Linked DNA regions of Homo sapiens: regions 1 and 2 are each linked to region 3. Evidence: read pairs that join two places in POLR2A ChIA-PET (ENCODE). Cell type or tissue: PC-9. All regions are shown on one strand. Region 1 has its middle 81 kb from the start of WNT7A. Region 2 overlaps LINC00620 (long intergenic non-protein coding RNA 620). Region 3 overlaps WNT7A (Wnt family member 7A).

Region 1 (2,500 bases), 51 kb before region 3:
CAATGTCCATAAATAGGAGACTGATGAAATACATTTGGATACCTTCAGGCTGTGAAATACTCTGACTGTTAAAGAGAATGAGGAGTGTTTATTTGTGCTTCTTCTGACGTTCAGAAAACAACTTGTAAAACAGTCATACAATGGGAATATGTATGTATATGTTTATAATTCACATAGGCAAAACTGATCATAGTGGTTACTTCTGGGGAGCAGGATTTTGGAGATGAGTGTATTTTAACCCTTCACTTTAGATACTTCTGCATGTTTTTAAACTATGGAACATGTATTACTTTTGTTAATAAAAATATAAAGGATATGGCTGGGCGCAGTGGCTCACCCCTGTAATCCCAGCGCTTTGCGGGGCCGAGGCGGGTGGATCACTTGAGGCCAGGAGTTCGAGACCAGCCTGGCCAACATGGTGAAATCCTGTCTCTGCTAAAAATATAAAAAATAGCCGGGTGTGGTGGTGCGTGCCTGTAATCCCAGCTACTCGGGAGACAGGCAGGAGAATCACTTGAACCCAGGAGGCAGCCATTGCAGTGAGCCGAGATTGTGCCACTGCACTCCAGCCTGGGCAACAGAGTGAGACCCTGTCTTAACAACAACAGCAACAATAACTATATATATATAAACACACACACACACATATGGATATTACTTCTTTACACTGGAGGGAGCACAGAGAGGCAAGGGCTGGCTCAGTTCATCCCATCTATGGGTTCACTCACCGAGATCTATCGGGCACTGGCCTACTCTGGTTTCCTCCTCCAGCGAATGTGATGGGCCTGCCTCGATGCCTTAATCCACGTTTTAGTTGATTATTCCAGCTGCGGCTAGACCGAGGTATCCTGGTGGCCTAACACCGTGGAGGTTGGTTTCTTGTGTTTCAGCAGCCCAGGAGGGCATGCAGAAAGGGGGTCCCCATGGGCAAGGTGGGTCCCAGCCTCCTGCCACCCGTGGCTCCTCTATTAAGGTGACTATCCAGAATAGAGGCGGACTAGGTCCATCCGCTTCTCTCCACCCAGGTCTGGCTGTGGTGTGTCCCCACTCCTGCTCACAGTTCCCTGAAAAGAAGCCGTCCTACAGAACCATTGTCTAGGTGCACGGGGCTCGGGGTGAGTGGGAGATCCATGCTGGGGCCTGCAGGAAGTGGCTGTGCTCTGAGGAGGTGCGAGCACAAATGTCCTTGGCCTGTCTGCCTCCACTGCCAACATCTTTTCTGGTGCTGATTAAGCCGCCATGCCTTAGGAGCAGCCAGTGGAGAGGTATTAGGTGGAATCTCATAAATGCCAGAGTTTAAACAGCCCTGGGCACTACGTCAGGGCAGGGTGGGGAACGCACCCGGGGGCCTGGGCTCCCGTATGGGGGCTACACTTTTTATTATGGACTTGGCATTCATCAGCTGCCTCACCTCCAAAAACCCACAGAACGTGCACGACCTAATGACCAGATTGGTAAGGGCCAGGAAAAGACAAAGCTAGCTCAGGGAGTGGAGTGGAGGCAGGTATCCTTGCACTGGTACTTCAGGCAGGGAGGTCAGGGAAGGCCTCTGGGAGCAGGTGACTTGTGACTTTTTTTTTTGAGACAGAGTTTTGCTCTGTCACCGAGGTTGGAGTGCAGTGGCACGATCTCGGCTTACTGCAACCTCTGCCTCCCAGGTTCAAGTGATTCTCCCGCCTCAGCCTCCCGAGTAGCTGGGACTACAGGGGCCCACCACCATGCCAGGCTAATTTTTGTATTTTTAGTAGAGATGGGGCTTCACCATATTGGCCAGGCTGGTCTAGAACTCCTGACCTTTTGATCCGACCGCCTCACCCTCCTAAAGTGTTGGGATTACAGGCGTGAGCCACTGCGCAGCTGGGAGGAGGTAACTTCTAAACGAGGTCCTGCCTGGAGGAAGGGAGGGTGGGGAGGAGCATGGCATGTCAGACCCAGCCAGGAAGCCCAAGGGGCTTAAGCAAGTTAGCAGGGACATCAAGAGTGCTCAGGGTCAGCTGGGACAGAGTGGACCCTCTGGCCGTGGTAAGGAGTTTGAATTTTATCCCAGTTGTGAAGGGAACCCAGTGGGTGAATGAGCGAGGCAGACAGGTGAGCAGGGGTGAGGATGCAACACAGTCCCTGCCTCCGGCTGGGGAGGTAATACCCAGGGAACTATGGAGTGCAGAGAGCCCAGGACATGATGGGTTAGTGCAGGCTTCTGAAGGAGCCAAGGAGGTTGGCCAGATGGGAAGCTCAGAGGAGGTTTTTCAGATAGTAGACCCAGTGGAAAAATGCACCAAATATATAAACCAGCAATTTATAGAAGTGGAAACAGAAAAGGCCAAACAGCTCAGGAAGAGATGGGAAAGCTCATTAGTAACCAGAGAAATGCACATTAAAATAACAATGAGCTATCACCTTACATTGATTAGACGGGCAGGAATTAGAAAGCTGGGTTATGCCAAGTGCTGGCATGGGTGTGGCATAGAGAACCTCTGGTGTCCTGAGTGGGAGTGGTCAC
Region 2 (2,500 bases), 200 kb before region 3:
GCTGTGTGTGAGTTTGCATCTCTGTAGGCGCGTGGCTGTGAGTGTGGGGGAACCTGGTGAAACGCATCTGAGGAGGGGAGGGGGTGTCTGCCACTGTTCTGGGTGTGTGTGTATGTGTGTGTGTGTGTGTGTGTATAGGGCATTCTGATCTCTAGTACCTGGGTTCTAGCAGATGCCTGACCTACAGCCCTGTGTTCAGCCTGGTCATTCCAGCTCTCAGAGAGACCTTGCCCAGCCATTTCCTGGGGTAGCAAATGGTCTGGAACCAGTCTGTCTTGCCTCCCCTGAGGGAGACAGGCGGGCTACTTGTGTAGCCTTCTTACCTCACTAAACTCTTCCTTCCTTCCATGATGATCCCCGTTTTACAGACACAGAAACTGAGGCCCAGAAGAGCTGAATATTTGGCCCAGGCCACACAGGGAGTCCAGCCACGGGTGATGAGGGGCTGAGGATCGGGGAGGGACAGGAAACCTGGCCTTTCTGAGCCTTGCTGTCCTTATCTGCTGCGTCAGGAGGTGAGAGGAAGATGTTTGGGGCTGAGCTAGCAGAGAGGACACTGAGCTTTTGGCCTCTCCCCTGTGTAAACCCCACCATGACTCCCCATTGCCACGGCATCAAGTCCCAGTTCCATGGCCTGACATTCCGGTCCCTGCCCCCTTCAGATTCATTGCCCATCACTCCCCGTCCACTCCCTGCACTCCAGCCACCCTGGCCACCAGCCCTTCCTAGCACCCTCCAAGACCCTTCTCATCTCCACGCCTCTGCCCATTCTGTACCTGGCAAACTCCTACGCATCCTGCAATGCTCAGCTCTGAGCACCCCACACAGAGTTGGCATCTGCCTGCTGTGTGCCCCCACCGCCCTCACACATCCCTGCAGGTAGTCCTTCTCAGGACTGATGCAGCAAAATAAGATCCGAGTCCCCAGCACCTAGCACCGTGCATAAAGCAGGCACTAACAAATGCGTGTCGAATGAATAAGCAAATGTGTGCGTGCACACTCCACCCGCCCCCCTCCTCATGAACTGCTTGAGAGAAGGGCTGGGTCCTTTCCAGCTACTCAGGTGGCAATCGGAGTTTGTCCAATGTCCAGGCTGGAGCCAGAGTTGAAGGGAGGAGCAGGCTGGGGGTGGTGGTGGCTGCATTTGGTGTTAGGAGGCCCAGGCTGGGCCTGTGAGCTGGACACCCCACCCCAACACCTGAGGTATCTGCTCCAGGTCCCTCTCTGCATGCTCCTGGATGGGGCTTGGCTGTGGCTTCCACTCAGGCCCCTGGATATCCCCACTGCAGCTTGGCCCTCTGTGACTCACTCTTTCTTGGCCCTAAAGGTCAGTGCAGGGCCAGGCCTCGTCCTCTTCTCTGTCCATTTATCAGGTCGGAAGCTCAAGGCTGACCTGGCTGGGGCCAAGGTTTATGTGCTTGTTCACCCCACCCAGCACCTCTGACCTTGTGAAACATGCCAGGAAGGGTGGGGACAGGAAGGTGACACTAGGGCCTCTGTGTCTGCCCCGGGGCACTGTCAGCTGGGTCAGGATTTATGCCCTGATGTTCCCACCCCCAGACCTGGTCACCAGGCCCACGCCCTAGGTCTGGTGCTGAGCCATCCCTGCAGGGGGCCCAGCAAAGCCTGAGGGCTGGGAGCTGGCTGGGGTGCGGGGTGGGCCGGGGTTGGGGGTTGGCAGGAGGCAACTGCAGATTAGGTCCCAAGTGAACACTGCTAGCGTCTTTGTCCTGCTGAGAGACATCGGCTGGGACATCTTGCCTCCTGGGGCCTGTTTCCGCAACTGTAAATGGGCATTGCCTTAGTAGCCACCCTTTGGGGCTCTTGGATAGCACATGTCCACAGAACCTCAGCTAATGTGCCTGCCTGCAGTGTTCCCCATTTTCTTTTGGGGAGCTCCCCTTGCCAGTACCAACGCACATGGTCTTTGCTGGGCCATCCTTTGCACACTGTATCTCCAGACCTGGGGCTTGAGAGGGCGCCTCCTCAACAAGGGCCCCAAACGTGGGCTGGGGCTCCAGGGGCAGGAGGTAAGGGAAGAGGTGGTTTTAGTGGGTTTGCTGGCAGCAATCTGAATCCAGGGGTTGCAGCGGAAGGAATTGGAGATGGGAGGAGGCGCAAGGCCAGTTGGATCAGGGGATACGCAGGAGATGGTGTCTTTGGTCACCCAGTTGCTCAGTCGGAAACCTGGACAGCCTGGCCCCTGCCCGTCCCCTCATCTCCTAGCCAGCGGTGAGTCTTGCACAGCCCTCCGCCCACCCACTCCAGCACTCGCCACTTCCTGCCTCTTCCCCTACCTCTACTGCCCCGGCCTGCTTCCACTACCTGCGTCTCTCACCGACGTCACTGCAATCGCCTCCTCGGAGGCCTCTGCCTCCTCTCTTCTCCACACCCTCACCCTCCATTGTCACTACCTTGCTCCTCACAGCTGGCTAAGCCATTATGACTAATGACTGTTCTCAGCTCCCAGCCCCATGGTTTCCATCACACCAGGATACAG
Region 3 (2,500 bases):
AACAACCCAGACATCCTTCAAGAGGTGAATGGCAAAACAAACTGTGGAGACTCTGTGCCCTGGAATACTACTCAGCAAGGTAAAGGAACCGGCTACTGATACACAACACTTGAAGGAGGCTTGAGGGAATTGTGCTGAATGAAAAGAAGCTCGTCTGGAAAGGTTATACTGTAAGACCCACCTATGTAACATCGTTAAAATAATGAAAGTATACAAGTGGAGAGCAAATTAGTGCTTGCTGGGGATTCGGAAGGGGAAGGGAAGTAGAAGTGGCTATACAAGGGCAACCTGGGGACCATTGTGTGCTCTGCATCTTGACTGTCCTAGCATCAGCATCCTAGTTGTGACCCTCGTCCTATAGTTTTGCAAGCTGTCACCATTGGGGGAAACTGGGCAAAGGGTACACAAGATCTCTTCATATTCCACAATTCCATGTGAATCTACAATTATCTCAATATCAGCTCAATTCAAAACCACAAACTTGGTTAAATCTGAATTTGAGATACATGGCGAATCATTTTTTAGTATGTCTTGTGCAATAGTTTGGACGTACTTTTGTTTATCTCAAATTCAACTCTAAGTGGGAGTCCTGTATTATACCTTGCAGCCCTGCTCCTGGAAATCCCCCCAAGACAGAGCAAGCACTTGCCATATCATTTGTTCACTCAACAAATATTTCTTGAGCACTTACGATGCGCCAGGCACTGTTCTAGGTTTAGGGGTGAACTTAGGCCATCACTACCCTGTGGTGCTGACCCTGCAGTGGGAGGCAACAAGCAATAAAGACACAAAGAGCTGTGCAAATGAGATCATTCTGTGCGGTGGTTTCACATGCAAGTAAAGTAGGGTGATGGAGAGAGATGAGACAGACAGCAGGGGAGGGAAGTCAGGGAGGACTTCCCCATTAAGGCAACATCTGAGCCAGGAATTGAAGGAATACAAGGAGCTAGTTCTGCAAAGATTCAAGGAAAGAGCTTTGCAGACAGAGAAAGCGGCCTGTGCAATGGCCCTGAGGTGCGAACAAGCTTGGTTGACTGCAGGAGTGTGTGGTTGGAAGGTGGTGTGTGTGGGAGAGAAGCTGCAGACAGGGTTGGGGTACAATGGTCCCAAGAACCCCATGTCATTCCCCAGCCCACATGTCAGACCTGGAGACCCTCCTGGGAGCAAAGGAAAGAAGCCCCTGCCATGGAAGAAACCAAGGCCCTGAAAGGCTGAGATGTGTGCAAGACCATTCCTGCTCCAAGTCCCCTGAGTCCTGGCTGCAAGCCTTTCCATTCGCAAGGGCAAGAACCCACACCTGTGCCCAGGGGCGGGGCAGGAATGGAGGGCACGGCAGACTGAGGATGCCTCCTTCCAGCCTGGCCTGGCCAGTCAGCTTCGGGCTGGGCGGGGCCTGGCTCCTCAGGCCCTCGACATGCCACCACTGGCCACTCTATCTGGTCAAATATGCAAGTGGCCCTCGGGACAGCAGAGAGGAGCATAGCTGAGCAGGCCTTATCTGGGCTCCGCCCCAGCTGCCAGGGGCTGGTCCCTGGTGTCCCCTGACTCACAGGCCTGCCTGCGGCCAGGGCAGGGGTGGGAATCCAGCTCCCAGGAGCACCCGGACCAGACGGGGCAGGGCAGGAAGGGACAAGACCGACACCCCTCCGTGTGCAAGAGGCTGGGCAGGGACTGGGAGGTGACTTTTCACTTCGGCGGAATTCCATCCCCCTGAGCTCACCTCCCTTGGAGCAAGAGGCGCATTCCAGCAGGGGCCAGCCCCGTCCCAGCTGGGCCCCCATCCCCAGGGCTGCCTCTCCTGGGCTCAGTCACCACACTCTCATGAAGGGGTTGCTGAGAGCCTCCACCCTCCCCCAGGCCCCCGGAGCTCCCTGGTGCACTTCTCTCTCTGTACAGTAAGGACTCGAAAGCCTGGCCTGCCAGGTACAATATTATCATGGAGGCTCGGAGACCCCTGGCCCTTGGCTGGGTTTCGCAGCTGCCCAGGCTTCTCTGCACTCCTGCAGGGGGATGTCTACACGCACTCACAAATGCACCCAGAAGGCCCAGGTTCTTCTGGTTCTCCTCCAACCTCCCTGACTGTCCTTCCCTTCCCATAGCCCTCCCGTCCCAGTACCCATTTGCCCAGGCTGTGGCCCAGGCTCTCTCCTGCTTTCCCCCTTTAACCCTCCCATCGGGCAATCCTACAAACACCATGGCTTCCATTACGACCCTGTTCCTCCACACCAAGTACACCTGACACATCTCCTACCTATTAGGCTTCCTAAACAGCCTCCCCAGCCGTGCGCCCCGAGGCTCCTGCTGGGTTTAGGCACCAACCGTGGCCACAGCCCCTTCACTCTGTACTCCACTCTATCCCAGACAGGGCCAGAAACCTGCCCAAGCACTGCCCCACCAAAGCCTCTTCTGGGCACCTCTGGCCTAAGACAAAGTCCCACTCCTTGTTCTGGCATTCAAGGCTGTGTGTTAGGATCTAGCCCCTCTGCAGCCTCGTCACTCG

The links. ChIA-PET counts read pairs that join two places held together with the same protein. Peaks named below come from ENCODE experiments on the same cell type or tissue, not always from the same donor. Only the 100,000 strongest peaks of a DNase experiment are listed, where the experiment ranks them.
Region 1: POLR2A ChIA-PET joins it to region 3 with 8 read pairs; 3 of 35 experiments call an interaction of 5 or more read pairs at or near these places.
Region 2: POLR2A ChIA-PET joins it to region 3 with 6 read pairs; 6 of 35 experiments call an interaction of 5 or more read pairs at or near these places.

The regions. Positions count from the first base shown.
Region 1 is chr3:13,797,597-13,800,096 of GRCh38, forward strand. No RefSeq gene overlaps it. Among named protein-coding and RNA genes, the nearest start is that of WNT7A, 81 kb to the right of the region's middle. In PC-9, no CTCF peak of the experiment used is centred here; no DNase peak of the experiment used is centred here.
Region 2 is chr3:13,651,476-13,653,975 of GRCh38, forward strand. All of the region lies in intron 1 of LINC00620 (long intergenic non-protein coding RNA 620), which reads left to right. The region is part of intron 1 of LOC100293612 (a long non-coding RNA gene); the gene reads right to left. Among named protein-coding and RNA genes, the nearest start is that of LINC00620, 2.0 kb to the left of the region's middle. In PC-9, no CTCF peak of the experiment used is centred here; a DNase peak (open chromatin) is centred at 1,516.
Region 3 is chr3:13,848,836-13,851,335 of GRCh38, forward strand. The region is part of intron 3 of WNT7A (Wnt family member 7A); the gene reads right to left. Among named protein-coding and RNA genes, the nearest start is that of WNT7A, 30 kb to the right of the region's middle. RefSeq lists an enhancer at 1,577-1,871. In PC-9, no CTCF peak of the experiment used is centred here; a DNase peak (open chromatin) is centred at 1,556; H3K4me3 peaks cover 361 bases; H3K27ac peaks cover 1,457 bases.